4 separate regions of the Homo sapiens genome follow, and regions 1, 2 and 4 are each linked to region 3. A link is a contact called in ENCODE Hi-C or POLR2A ChIA-PET data. All regions are on one chromosome and are shown on one strand. The core of a region is the stretch at or near the end of the contact, and the rest is flanking DNA. Distances in the headings are between cores, read along the strand shown. Region 1 holds the start of MINDY2 (MINDY lysine 48 deubiquitinase 2). Region 2 overlaps MYO1E (myosin IE). Region 3 holds the start of ANXA2 (annexin A2). Region 4 holds the start of RNF111 (ring finger protein 111).

Region 1 (3,532 bases), core at 864-3,363, 1.6 Mb before region 3:
TGTCAATGCGGATCACAAGGTCAGAAGTTAGAGACCAGCCTGGCCAAGGTAGTGAAACCTCGTCTTTACTAAAAATACAAAAAAAATTAGCTGGACCTGGTGGCGTGCGCCTGTAGTCCCAGCTACTTGGGAGGCTGAGGCAGGAGAATCACTTGAACCCGGGAGGTGGAGGTTGCAATGAGCTGAGATGGCGCCACTGTACTATAGCCTGGGTGACAAAGCGAGACTGCGTCTCAAGTGGGAAAAAAAAAAAAAAAAAAAAAAAAAGGGGCACAGTCTTCTGCATTCTCAGGTAAACAAGAATATAAGTATCCAACATTCATGTATTATATGTAATACATATTATGTGTGGCCGGGCATGGTGGCTCACGCCTGTAATCCTAGCACTTTGGGGGCCGAGGTGGGCAGATCACGAGGTCAGGAGATCAAGACCATCCTGGCTAACACGGTGAAACCCCGTCTCTACTAAAAATACAAAAAGTTAGCTGGGCGTGGTGGCGGGCGCCTGTAGTCCCAGCTACTCAGGAGGCTGAGGCAGGAGAATGGCGTGAACCCGGGAGGCGGAGCTTGCAGTGAGCCGAGATCGCGCCACTGCACGCCAGCCTGGGCGACAGAGCAAGACTCCGTCTCAAAAACAACAACAACAACAAATTAGCCAGGCATGGTGGCGGGCGCCTATAGTCCCAGCTACTCGGGAGGCTGAGGCAGGAGAATCGCTTGAACCCGGGAGGCGGAGGTTGCAGTGAGCCAAGATCGTGCCACTGCACTCCAGCCTGGGCGACAGAGAGAGACTCCGTTTCAAAAAAAAAAAAAAACAAAAGCAAAAACAAAAACAAAAAAACATATAAGTATGTATTAAAAAATAGCAATAAGAAAAAAAAAGACAGTAAGCTCCATGAAGATATAAGCTCCGTGATCCACTATGGCATCTCCAGTGACAGACAGCATCCAGCAACTTACTTGGTACTAAAATGTATTAAAGGAATGAATGAAATACTACTTTGCAATCTTGTCTGCCTTCTCTAACCAACAGAGGTGCAAAAATATCACATTCTAATTATGTATCAGGTATTTATATGTCTGCGAAGGAAGACCTGTCTCGTTAATTTTTTATCCCCAACAGCCTAGAAAATGTTGAAAGAAAAAAGATGGGGGAAAAAGCCCTTTTCTGTAACAAGTTAGAATAGGACCCACATACATTTTGTTACTAACAAAACGTCCAGCTTGTCTTTCTTCTTTGAAAACTGCATGGCCTTAAGAGGAGTCCATTCTAATTAGGAAAAAAGTCACCTTTTCAGAAGCAGGCGCTTCCCACTCCATGCAAAGTGAAGCCAAGTTAGCAAAACCGCAAAGACTTGGCTAATTCAAATACAAGCTAATTTATTATTATTGGCGCAAATTAGCCACTTTCTTTTGCTACGCATGTCAATGTCCACAATCATACCGACCCTTTCCTGTAGGGCGAATGTCTCACCAGTAGCTGGTGAGAAGCACAGCTCTTCTCAGCCAAAACCGACAGAGACTGGAATTTGTGCAGTGCAGTAATCCAAAGCCGTCGAGTAGATATGCCTGCTTTAAAATCTGCATCTCGTAAGAAATGCCTTAATTTTCCATATTAGGAGCTGAGAAACCAAGTCCCCTGAGCCCTTCAGGGACAAGTTCTTTTCCAAATACTACAACCACCTCCAACCACCCAACAATGCCTCAGGCCGAGGGTGGGCCACACGCGACCCAGCGCTAAAGGGTCACAGCCAAGCTGTCCGCCTCCTGCCTTCCCTTTAAAGAAGCCGCACACAAGGGAGCTGCCCGGGAGTTCAACTTCCGGCCACATAGTGAGAGGATGTTTTCCTACTGGAGCTGAGCCGCGGGGGCGCGCCCCCCGGCCGCGCCCTCCTAGCCACGCCCTCCACGCCCGGCCTTCCGAGAGCGAGCTCGGTCGGACGCACGGAAAGGGCTGGGCCACGTGGGCGGCTGCTGAGTGGTTCGCCTTCGCCTCTCAGCGCGCAGTCAGGCGGAGGCAAGCTCAGAGCGCACGGACAGAGCGGTAGCGCGCGCCCGCGCGCGTTCTTAGTACTCTCCCCGGTGACGTGCCTGACCGAGGCCGCGCCAGGGCGCTGTTGCTGCCAATACAGCTGTCATGGCGTCCAAGGCGCTGGCTGCGGAGAAGTGGCCGCGGTCTCCATAGAGCTGGGGGCGGGCGGCCCGGTATGGAGAGCAGCCCCGAGAGCCTGCAGCCGCTAGAACACGGGGTGGCGGCCGGGCCAGCGTCAGGGACAGGTTCTTCGCAGGAAGGGCTACAGGAGACCAGGCTCGCCGCTGGTGATGGTCCTGGGGTATGGGCGGCGGAGACCAGCGGCGGGAATGGGCTGGGGGCGGCGGCCGCCAGGAGGAGCCTCCCGGACTCGGCTTCTCCCGCGGGCTCTCCTGAGGTTCCCGGACCCTGCAGCTCCTCCGCGGGTTTGGACTTGAAGGACAGTGGTTTGGAGAGTCCTGCTGCCGCCGAGGCGCCTCTGAGAGGGCAGTACAAGGTGACCGCCTCCCCGGAGACAGCCGTGGCCGGAGTGGGTCATGAGTTGGGTACCGCCGGAGACGCGGGAGCCCGCCCGGATCTCGCCGGCACCTGCCAAGCAGAACTGACCGCCGCCGGCTCCGAAGAGCCCAGCAGCGCCGGCGGCCTCAGCAGCAGTTGCAGCGACCCGAGCCCTCCTGGGGAATCTCCGAGCCTGGACTCTCTGGAGTCGTTCTCTAACCTGCATTCTTTTCCCAGTAGCTGCGAGTTCAATAGTGAGGAGGGAGCGGAGAACAGGGTCCCTGAGGAGGAGGAGGGCGCGGCGGTGTTGCCCGGGGCTGTTCCTCTGTGCAAGGAGGAGGAGGGGGAGGAGACCGCTCAGGTGCTGGCGGCCTCCAAGGAACGCTTCCCGGGACAATCTGTGTATCACATCAAGTGGATCCAGTGGAAGGAAGAGAACACACCCATCATCACCCAGAATGAGAACGGACCCTGCCCCTTGCTGGCCATCCTCAATGTTTTGCTCCTGGCCTGGAAGGTACATTCTGCAGCTTTCTACTTCCTACAGCTTTTGGGGTGGAGGAAAACGGGGTGAGGGAGCTGCTGCATGTCAGGTGATGGCTTCCTTTCTTTCCTCATTCATCAGTCCCCTTCTTACATGAAATTCATTCCAAGACTTCCATGTTGAAGGAATATTCCTTTATACATATATCGAAAAGAATTGCCCCTAACCTCAGTCTTCTCTTGTAGTGTTTAAGAGTTCAACATTCAATTGTGGTTGATACACTTAGAAACAAGAAGGACTTAGAGCATCTTAAATCTTATGATTATTTTAAACTATAATTTCCTACATTTTCTTACTGACCTTATCACATATGCAAAAAAGTGAAGAATTGGAGAAAGTAATCTTCAGAAGTTACCATCAATCCGTGATATCATGGACTAAGTTTTCATGGTTATATTTAGTTTGATTTCCAACTAATGCCCCATTTGTGTGTAGATACTTAAGAGAATGGTGATGGG
Region 2 (3,201 bases), core at 245-2,744, 1.1 Mb before region 3:
GACATGAAGGCCAGTGAGCTTATTCAGAGGCCAAAGATTCTTGCTCTGCCAATATTACGGCCACATGTTTTACAAGCCTGGAGTCCATTTCTTAAAGGTATGTGTGTAGGTTCGTGATTTTAATATTAATAGCTACTGCTGACACATCACTGGAAAAACACAGGTTTTCCATTTTGACGGTAAAAGGTTTACATTTAGGATTCATTTATCCCTCCCTTAGCTTGAGTAATGAGATACAAATTACTGGTAGTGCCCTCCAAAATTCCTCAGGCTTCATAAACACAAACAGGAATTGGCAATAACAGTAATTACAGGGATGGCATTTTTTAAATAGCCGCCGCACTCTTGTGGTTTTCTTTCCTGAACTGCATCCTATATTTTTCATTTATTCAATCATTCACTGATTCAATCATTTCACCTAGTCAACAAAACTTATGTTAGGCCTTGGGGATAGGATGATGTTTTAAAAAGATACAAAGGTTTACAAATTAATTACTTAAGTCTGCATTTATAGTTCCACTGTGAAGAAATGGGCTTTGTTGCCATAAGATTCAATTCTTTCATCTTCTAAAAATCCTGAGTGAGCTATGAAGAAAAAGAATATAAATGCAATTCACTCCGAAGTGTGAAATATTACCCCTGGCTACCAGGTAAGCTGAGAAGACTGTGAGTTCACACAAATCATTGATCTTTCTTGACAACTGAATCCTAACCTGATGACCCCATTTAAAGAAACTCTGTAGTTTCATTTTAGAAACACCAGCCCAAATTCTGACGATAATTAGCTCTAATCATCATTTATGCCATTTAAATTAAGTTGATTAGATTTTCCCTAACAATTTTCCACTCAGAAGTTGCTATTTTAAAAATCTCAATGCCCAGCTGTGAGACGCACAAATTTGGTGTGAGGTATGTGATACCATCTCCTATCTGGCAAAGGTTTTAAATATCCTAACTGGAACCCCTAAATCTTTAATGTAATGTAAGATCTCCGTGAGATATACTTTGTCACCACTGAGAAGCTAAAAGGGCATTTGAGCAACTGTTCACCACAAACCAGTCAGCTACTTTATAATTTATCATCTGGTGAAATCCTAAGAGCCTGGGCTTTGGGTCCTCTTGAATCTCTTCTAGATGAAAATCTTGGGCAGTTCTTCCCAACCAGCATGCCTGGCAATGAATGCCAGTCCCTAGGAAAAGGCTGAAGGGGGTGCTGGGTTTTCCTGTTCCCATGGCTCTGCCTGCCCAGCACGCGCACACACACACACACACAGACACACACACACACGCACGGTCATTTCTGGTGCACACAGGCACACACACACGGCCATTTCTGGTGTGCACACACACCCCCATTCCCATTTCTGAGTCTTTATTGGCAAAGATACTTCTAGAGGCTTAGAACCACTGGACACTCCCACAAACATCTTCAGACACCACCCTCCCCACCCACTGCTATTTCCCCACTCTGCCCGCTCATTCTCAGACCTAAGCACAAGAGGAAGTGAGTCTACCCATGATGCGGTCACACTTTTTGAAACCTGGAAGTGGGCCACATGTTGTAAAAGGAAGCTGAACGCTGGTGCACTGATCTAGAAACCTGTGATCGCCTTCTAGCTATAAATCTTCCGGGGTTCCCATTAAAAAAGAAATTCCCAAACTGCCCCTCTTTTGTTGGAGCTATGATTATGAAAAATCCTGACAGGCTTTCTTGAAGGTCTCACAGGCTAGCTCTAAGAAGCTAGCCAAACGATAAAATCACAATCATAACAAACTCTTGGAGGAGGGAGCTTATTGTATATCTTTCTTTTTTTCCTTTTTTTTCTTTTTTTTTTTTTTTTTTTGAGACAGAGTATTGCTCTGTTGCCCAGGCTAGAGTGCACTGGCACCATGCCAGCTCATTGCAACCTCTGCCTCCCATGTTCAAGAGATTCTCCTGCCTCAGCCTCTGGAGTAGCTGGGATTACAGGCACATGCCACCATACCTGGCTAATTTTTGTACTTTTAGTAGACATGGTGCTTCACCATGTTGGCCAGGCTGGTCTTGAAATCCTGACTTCAGGTGATACGTCTGCCTCGACCTCCTAAAGTGCTAGGTGTGAGCCACCGCACCTGGCACATTTGTTTTCCTTTTTAAATTTTATCAGTGGCAGCCTCTGAATCCTCAAGATGTATTAAAAATGTCTTCCTAATTAATGTCTCCACTCTCTTTTGAGGAAAATATGGATTCAACAATAAGAATGTATCTTTACATCTGAGCATTTAAAAATAGATTAATTCTCCCATTTATACTATAGCAACTTGTAGTCAACAAAATTTCCCTTCTCTTTTCCTCAGAAATGCCCTCATTCCCAGGAAATTTTACCCCAGTCTGCTGGGAGCAGGAACATCTCTGTGCAATCCTGAAAGCCAGCCTTCTTTTGAGATGCCCTCATCCCCTCACCGACTCAACAGCCCTGCCTTAAGTGAAAGCACCTAGGACCCTCAACTGTGTCTCCTGGGCTAATGCCCGAAGGCTATAATGTTTAATTGAAGAGATCTTCTTGGATGCTGAGAGGAATAAAGTCAGTCAGTAACAACCACTCTCCTCGGTCCTTGAGGCAGCTTTATTGTGGCTAAGTCCATATTCTGCCATGACCTGGCAGAGAGAAGAGGCTTAGCACTGGAGCCTGCTGGAGCCTGAAGAGCGGACTCCAAATTCCTCTTCTGCGACTTACTACTGGCTGGGTGGCCCAGGGGATTCTCTTTAACTCTTTTGTTTCCAACCTCACAGGGTTGACTTCCAAGATAGAGAACGGGAAAGCTAACCTGAAGATGTCATATCAATGAGTTATTTTGATAACATCAAGAGATCATCTGTGATACTACTGATTCGTTTTTCCTAATACATACCCTCATCCTAATTGCTATGCACTCAAATAACTTACCTTCCCCTGCCCTCAAACCCATTTTCAAACTAATGCAAACAGAACACCTACGTAAAGGTAGGTTCGTCCCCTGCCTGGCAGAACTAAAGCCTCTGTTGGAGGTAATAAGAACATGGGGTCTGGCCAATTCTCAGGAAAGTCCCAGGCACCATGAGCATCAGATGTGGGGAGAAAAAAAGGCAGGAAAAGTTAGAAAAGAGTACACCTTGAGGCTAACAGAAACCAGCGTGCCAATGAGGGGATCAGTTTGTGACTCAAGTAAGATTTAGGGACA
Region 3 (3,559 bases), core at 205-2,704:
CCAGAAAAATATTTCAGTGATTTAGTCTTCCTACACACACATTGCCCCTCACTACCCTCCACCTCCCCACCACCAATCCCATAATCAGGCAGTGCATGTTAAAAAGGTCTTTCAGGGCTAGCCTGGGAACGTCAGCACCTTCTGCAACACTGTTTCAGTGGGAAAGTGCATTCTGCATTCCAAGTCACCAAGTTCCAGACAGGCACAGTAGCACACACGTGTGAACAGAATCCATCAGTACAGTCTGGGGCCCAGGCCTTTGCACACCAACAACTTAAGGTTCTTGGTAATGGCCCAGCGTGCACCCATGAGGCCACTGCTCTTTTACACACGCACTCAGAACACCCACAGCTTTAAAACGGCAATCTTACTACAAAAATGACACTTTGCATTTGCACAGCACTTTGTTTTTTGTGTACTTTACACATTTATTACCTAATGACTGTGTTTTTTGAAATCTCCAATAACTCTGGGTGGTGGTAAGAATAGGCATCCTTAAGCCACCTTCCCAGATGAGGAAACTTATCTGTGTTCCCCTCCTTCTTCTCAACAGCCGGCTGATGGAACCCAAGCCCTCCACACCAGCAGTGGGGCCAGCTGCACAGAGCGGCCAGAAGGGAGAGGCCCCGGGGCCACGCCCTTCTCTCTACTCTCAGTTCCTGACTCATTGTCACATCATGGCGAGTAACAGGACAACCCTCCCCACAGAATCATGGGGGACACTACCTTCCTGAGGCCAATGTGTTCAACCAAGCGGGAAACTCTCCGGGTAGAGTGAAATCCGAAGTTGCTATGCTACAAGATAACCTAGAGCAAGGGGAATAACTGACGTTTTAATGTCTTCTTTTATGGGGGGCTGAGGGGTGCCTACTCACACTCCCCCCTCTCGTCTTCCCCCGCTACTTCCCTCCTGCTGGTCGGTTCAACTCCACAAGCGCGCGTTTGTTTCGAGTACAGTAACTTAGAGCAGATGGGGGGCACTTTCTAGAGGGCAGTGGAAAGCCCACTTGCTACTGCTGCGCCGGGGACCTGCGGCTCCCTGGGCGGCCACGCCCTGCCTCGGCGGCGCCTGGCGCGTCTGGAATGCGGGGCCTCCCTCCGCCCCTCTCCCCACGCCGCCTCGCCCCGCTCCCGCTAGGGCTTCTTAGAGAAGCCCGACCCCCCACCACCTCTGCCCTGCACCCTCCCGGCCCGAGGGCCGGTGGCCCCTCACCCCTGCCCCAAACACCTTGTCCCTGAGCCCCCTCCCCAAAGACTCTCCAGTGCCGGCCGTCCCTTCAGCCCCCTGCCCCCGACGGCCTCCGGGGCCAGTTGCCGGGGCCTCCCTGCCAGGCCGTACCCTTCTTCCCAGCGTCTCCACACCCCGCTAGCTGGCGGCCCATCGCGGGCGGGCAGGGCGCGCCCCGCTTACCTGGGCCGTGCGCCGAGAGCTGAGAGCGTCCCCAAATGCTGAGCAGAGCCGGCTGGCCTGGGTGGGGCTTTTATACCCGCCACATCCTCCCTAGGCGAGGCGAGGCCCGCCCCGCCCCGCCCCGCCTCCCCCTTACACGGCCCGCTCCCACCCCAAGTCAGGGGTGACTCACCCCGGCCCGCCGGCCCGCAGGGACCGCGCCCTGGAACGCTCCCGAGCCGCGCCACGCGGGAGCGGCCCCAGCGCCCCTGGCCCTGCCCTCCGAGAAAGCCCGGCCGAGGCTGCCCCGAGGCCCACAGGGACCCCGTTTCTTCCTCCTTTCCTCATTTTACTTCTTAAGTGCCACGTCGAGCTCTCAGCCTCGGCTTGGGTTAATAAATTAACAAGACTTTAGTAGTAGACTCTGGGCTTGATTAAGTGTTTTTTTTTTTTTTTTTTTTTTTTTGGCGTTAATGCAATGGAGGAAAGAATTGTTCCAAGAAACATAAATCTGGACTCCCCTGAGCTGGGGCTGTTGGCATCCAGCGCCCCATTACCGTCTGCAAACATGTCAGCTTAACCTCTGGCCGCCAGTTCCCGGGGGGCGCCCGGGGAGGGAGGGAGATTCGCCCTGTGCTGCAAAGCCTGGCCCGCCCCGGCCTCCGAGGGCCAGGAAGCCCCGAGCCTGGGCTGGGAGGCCAAAGCCGGGAGCCAGGATCCCACCTCAGTCCCGCCCAGGGTGGCGCCCCTGTCCCTAGCACGGCTGTGCTCCGCTTCTCTCCGCGCCTGGGGCATCTCTGCGCGGCCTCGTAGCAGGCAGTCCTGAGCGGGGTGGGGCCCATAGCTTTGAACCCGGAGTTTCGTGTGTGTGTGTGTGTGTGTGTGTGTGTGTGTGTGTGTGTGTGTGTGTGTGTTTCGAACCCGGAGTTTCAACAAAGAACTTTCCTCTCCTTCTTTCATGACTGCTGGGGTGTGTGTGTGCGTGTGTGGTGTGTGTGTGTGTGTGTGTGTGTTTCTTGCAGCCGTTTAGCCAACTCCCTTGCTCGGTGTTGCTGTTACTCGCTTTTCTTCCGAGAGAGAGAGAGAGAGAGAGAGAGAGAGAGTTTCTTGCAGCACAGAGAGAGAGAGAGAGAGTGAGATAGAGAGTTTCTTGCAGCCAGTTAGCCAACTCCCTTGCTCGGTTTTGCTGTTTCTCACTTTTCTTCCGTGTGTGTGTGTGTGTGTGTGTGTTTCTTGCAGCCGTTTAGCCAACTCTCTTGCTCGGTTTTGCTGTTTCTCGCTTTTCTTCCGTGTGTGTGTGTGTGTGTGTGTGTGTGTGTGTGTTTCTTGCAGCCGTTTAGCCAACTCCCTTGCTCGGTTTTGCTGCTTCTCGCTTTTCTTCCAAGAGTCACGTTGGCAACGTGCAGGCAGACACCTATTTGTTGTATGTGAGACGACGCAAATACTGTATTCGAACCTCAAACTAACAGGAAAGCGACGCTGAGAATCCCGAGGATCTCTGGCTGCGTTTTTTAAACCCCTCCTTGCACACTACTTCCTGCAGCTCTTTTTCCTGGTTTTGATGATTCTGTGTTTCAATCTCCCATTTATCTTAACATCCATTTTTACTTTCCATTTGAGCGTCAATTCACTCCTGGGAATCAGAGAATGATAGCAAGGCCAACAGACATTCAGTGCTCTGCCCACTCGCATAGAGTGACACAGGCAAAGTCGGCCACAGCTGAGGTCTTTTAACCCGCCCAAAGCTTTCTGTTACCCAGCGCTTTCACGAGGAATTATACGCGATGGGCCCTACCACAGAGCCAAATAGAAAATCAAGCAACACTTTGGGTACAATTGCTGATTTACATTTATAGCTCTTCAATTTAGCCTGAAAGCTTCAAAGTCAGAAACAATGTTTATCTGCTTACTTTGTGTGAACATTTTGGAAGGTTAGGGGAACACAGGCAGACAGTAATATTGGGCACGATTCAGCCTCCCTTCTGTGTATCTCAAGATAGGTTCCACAGTCTCTTACTCCTAATCGTGCTGTGATAGGCCCTTTACAGAAGATAAAATTTAATTCAAATCATGTGGAATATATAAAAGCCATCAAATGTCCAAAAGAGTTTTGTGCTCATCTTGGGCATGCCACAAATTCTAACTTCTATAGATTTGTACAATCACCAG
Region 4 (3,436 bases), core at 871-3,370, 1.4 Mb before region 3:
TTCGGCCAAAGAATTCTTTGTTGTGGAGAGGCCAGCATCCCTAGCCTCTATCCTAGTGGATAGATGCCAGTAGCCACGCCCCTCCTCCCTGAGTTGTAACAAACAGCAATGTCTCCGGATGTTGCTAAATCATCCCAGCTTCAGAACCACTGATTTAACCCAATATATCCAAAATATTATTTCAACATATAATAAATATTAAAAAGTACTGAGATTTTTCAGTCTTTTTTTGTATTGTACCTTTGAAATTCGATGTGTATTTTTCACTTAAAGCACTTCTCAATTATTTTTATTTATTTATTTTTTTAGGGAGACGGAAAAGGAAAAGGGGAGGGGAGAGGGAGAAGAGGAGGGAGTCTAGCCACATTTTAAGTGCTCAGCAGCCACATATGGCTGGTGTCTACCTAATTGAAGAACACAGGTCAAAAGCTTCAGAAAAAAGGTTAGAGCTGGAAATACAGGTTTGAGAAGTCATGAGATAGTAACAGTTAAAATCAAGGGAGAAGATAAGATAGTCCGGGCAAAATTCTATGTTTAAGAGTGAGAAAATAGGAGGATTGAGGAAAATCCTAGTCGAATGCTCTTTTAGTTTTCCCACACAATCTGCTATCCTTGATCATTATTGTAATTTTAAAATCATTTGTGTGTGTGTGTGTGTGTGTGTTTTGTTTGTTTGTTTGTTTGTTTGTTTTGAGACGGAATCTCACTCTGTCGCCCAGGCTGGAGTGCAGTGGCACAATCTCGCACTCACTACAACCTCTGCCTCCCGGGTCCTAGCAATTCTCCTGTGTCAGCCTCCCGAGTAGCTGGGGTTACAGGCGCCCGCCACTACGCCCGGCTAATTTTTTGTATTTTTAGTAGAGACAGCGTTTCACCGTGTTAGCCAGGATGGTCTCCATCTCCTGACCTCATGATCCGCCCGCCTTGGCCTCCAAAAGTGCTGGGATTACAGGCGTGAGCCACCGCGCCCAGCCTTTTTTTTTTTTTTCTTGGAGACGGAGTCTCCCTGTCACCCGGGCTGGGGTGCAATGGCTTGATCATGGCTCACTGCAACCTCGGCCACCCTGGCTCAAGCGATTCTCCTGCCTCAGCCTGCCGAGTAGCTGGGATTACAGGCGTCCGCCACCACGCCCAGCTAGTTTTTGTATTTTTAGTGGAGAAGGAGTTTCACCATGTTGGCCAGGCTGGTCTTGAACTCCTGATCTCAGGTAGTCCACCCGCCTAGGCCTCCCAAAGTGCTGGGATTACAGGCGTGAGCCACCGTGCCCGGCCAAAATCATTTGCTTACTGAATGATACGGAAAATATGAGTGAACAAAAAAAGTATTGAAAAAGATGAGTTGATGGCAAAGGGAGGGAATTAATGTTTAGTGAACACTTAATTGGCAAGTAATGTTCAGAGCATTATATAAATTGTCTCATTTAATCTAACAAGAACCTTTTGAGGTAAATACGTTATCCCAATTTATAGAGGAGGAAACTAAGATTTATAAGGATCTCATCAATCAGAGAACTCTTAAGTGGCACCACTGGACTTTGAAAGGAAGTCTGCCTGATGGACTCTGAAGCTCATCCTCTCTCTATCCTCCTAATGCATATAATGACGCATTTGTTATCTACTGACTTTTATAAAATAAACAAGGAGGCTTATGCGATTGTACAGCCCGAGTTCGCAGGAGATATGTGACCACTTTTGATCTGATTCCGGAAGCAAATTCACTTTAACAGTGAGGTGCCGTGATCTTTATGTCATTAGCGCATATGATATGGGTATCATTTGTTGTGAAAGACACTAACCCATGATGTTTTTGTTTACGTATATCTGTAAATGTATCAATTCTGTAGTTGGTTAATTTTTAGTTACGAAAAAATGAACCAAGATGTAGTCAAGATTTGGCTTAAATGTTGAACGCATAATCACCAAAGAAAATTAAATAATGAGCTTTGTGACACCTTTCAGTTCGCCAACAGACTGATAAAACCAGTACAAAGGGGGAGGGCCGGGACCGAGGGGGCGGGACGGTGAGAAACGGGAATCGAGCAAGCGCAGAAACAAACAGATGTTAATGGAGGCGTGAAGGCTACTGCGCTCTCACTTTCCGAACTGTCGTAAAGAGCCCTAGTGTCGTGCTCTCCTCGGTAGGGGAGGAATTGGTTAGGCGGCGGCGGCGGCGAAGCGGCGGCGGCGGCTGTAGGGGAGCAGCGGCAGTGGCGGCGACGGCGAGGAGGTGTTCGGTTTGCGCAGCGTAGAAACGCCCGCAGCTTCAGAGAAGGAGTTCTTGTGGGACCAAATTAGGCATTCTGAACCCACGCCGGCTTAGCTGGGCCGAGTCCAGGCGCTGCCGCACGTACAGTTTTGGTGGCGGTGACAGACACTGTTCTTGACTCTAGGGGCCTATTAGGCCGACGTCTGAGGCGCAGATCGCTGGCTCTCGACGCATTACTCTTTACGCCTTACATTTCTGTCTTCCTTCCTGGGTCAGTGATTCCCGGACCCTGGAAGAGAAGAGGGTGGCTAATGATTAAGGTGAGGGGAACGGGGGGGGAGGGGATCCATTGGAGGCCGCGCGTGCGCGCAACGGGGGAGGGGCCGGCCTGGAGGGGAGAAAGAGGAAGGGCTGCGGCCGCGGAAGGCTGGGGTCGGTGACCGGCCGGTTATCTCTGGCTCGGTGGTGACTTAGGGTCTGGGTCTCCGCAGACGATTTGTGTTTGGGCAAGGCATTCGTCTACCGACACACCCACAGCCTACAGTGAGGGAGTGTGGGTGAGGGGATTTCTCTCCCACTTCCGACTCTCCCTAGAGTCTCAGGATGGGGGCTGAGGACCGAGGCGTGGGAGTGCGATTTGACAATGGAGTGATGAAGGTAACCCGGACCCGGGGAGTTGGAGGGCGCTAAGTCAGCCCTGACGGCTAGGGAGTCGCCTGCTGCTGCTGTGATCAAGGAAACGTAGTCCGCGGAACAGCTGAAATACAGACGCGTCAGATTTTGTATGGAGTTGGCTTGTTGGTCATTTAAAAAGAAACTGATGTTTTTACTATTGTCCTTCGATAATTTATCAGAGTCAGTGTCAGTGCTATAGTGGGAATATCTGTTCAGTGCAGCAGAAATAGATTTGTTACAACAGTTCTTAAATAGGTTATAGTAGATAGATCTTTACAGATGGGTATTTCTCAACCTAAGTTTTGATTATTCAAAAAATACCAGAAAGTATGAGGTATTCATTTAATTTGTTCGTGTGTGTGTTGTGGGGTGACTCCATTGTGTTGTTGTAAGCTTTCCTGTTTCTTGATTTATGTGCGGCATTAATTTAGAATTCTCTTGAATGGTAAGATGCCAGCTGACATAGACTACGTTTTGTAGGATTTCCTGTAGCTTTTGAATGTGACTTAATCTAAACTTTATTTCATTTGGTATTTTATCTATAATTTTCTTGTT

What was found. Hi-C counts contacts between places; a loop is a spot of excess contacts on that map. ChIA-PET counts read pairs that join two places held with the same protein, here RNA polymerase II (POLR2A). Pooled maps may share reads with other maps.
Region 1: a loop to region 3 is called in a map of B cell, with 7 times the contacts of the local background. The contact joins the promoter of MINDY2 here to the promoter of ANXA2 in region 3. A Hi-C loop is called at or near these places in 1 of 168 maps with a recorded cell type or tissue (B cell) and 7 of 50 pooled maps. POLR2A ChIA-PET finds 5 or more read pairs at or near these places in 2 of 52 experiments (HepG2 and OCI-LY7).
Region 2: a loop to region 3 is called in a map with no recorded cell type, with 8 times the contacts of the local background. The contact joins the enhancer-like site here to the promoter of ANXA2 in region 3. A Hi-C loop is called at or near these places in 1 of 37 single-sample maps with no recorded cell type and 2 of 50 pooled maps. POLR2A ChIA-PET finds 5 or more read pairs at or near these places in 1 of 52 experiments (activated B cell).
Region 4: a map of B cell shows a loop between it and region 3 (10-fold over the local background). The contact joins the promoter of RNF111 here to the promoter of ANXA2 in region 3. A Hi-C loop is called at or near these places in 2 of 168 maps with a recorded cell type or tissue (B cell and naive thymus-derived CD4-positive, alpha-beta T cell) and 10 of 50 pooled maps.

Annotation. Positions count from the first base shown.
Region 1 is chr15:58,769,189-58,772,720 of GRCh38, forward strand. It overlaps MINDY2 (MINDY lysine 48 deubiquitinase 2), which reads left to right and starts at 2,114. Exons shown (of 9, transcript NM_001040450.3): 1 at 2,114-3,047. The coding sequence starts at 2,208. MINDY2-DT (MINDY2 divergent transcript) reads right to left here and starts at 1,786. Exons shown (of 2, transcript NR_135474.1): 1 at 1,199-1,786. RefSeq lists an enhancer at 1,051-1,976 and a silencer at 1,789-2,068.
Region 2 is chr15:59,299,042-59,302,242 of GRCh38, forward strand. All of the region lies in intron 1 of MYO1E (myosin IE), which reads right to left. Among named protein-coding and RNA genes, the nearest start is that of MYO1E, 72 kb to the right of the region's middle. Within about 2 kb of position 1,495, at least 33 of the 41 ENCODE cell types and tissues checked have a DNase peak (open chromatin) inside an H3K27ac peak, as active enhancers do.
Region 3 is chr15:60,396,532-60,400,090 of GRCh38, forward strand. It overlaps ANXA2 (annexin A2), which reads right to left and starts at 1,455. Exons shown (of 13, transcript NM_004039.3): 1 at 1,412-1,455. RefSeq lists enhancers at 1-392, 393-984, 478-527, 588-637, 658-847 and silencers at 1,008-1,147, 1,218-1,757, 1,878-2,187.
Region 4 is chr15:58,985,543-58,988,978 of GRCh38, forward strand. It overlaps RNF111 (ring finger protein 111), which reads left to right and starts at 2,121. Exons shown (of 14, transcript NM_017610.8): 1 at 2,121-2,526. RefSeq lists a silencer at 2,840-3,004.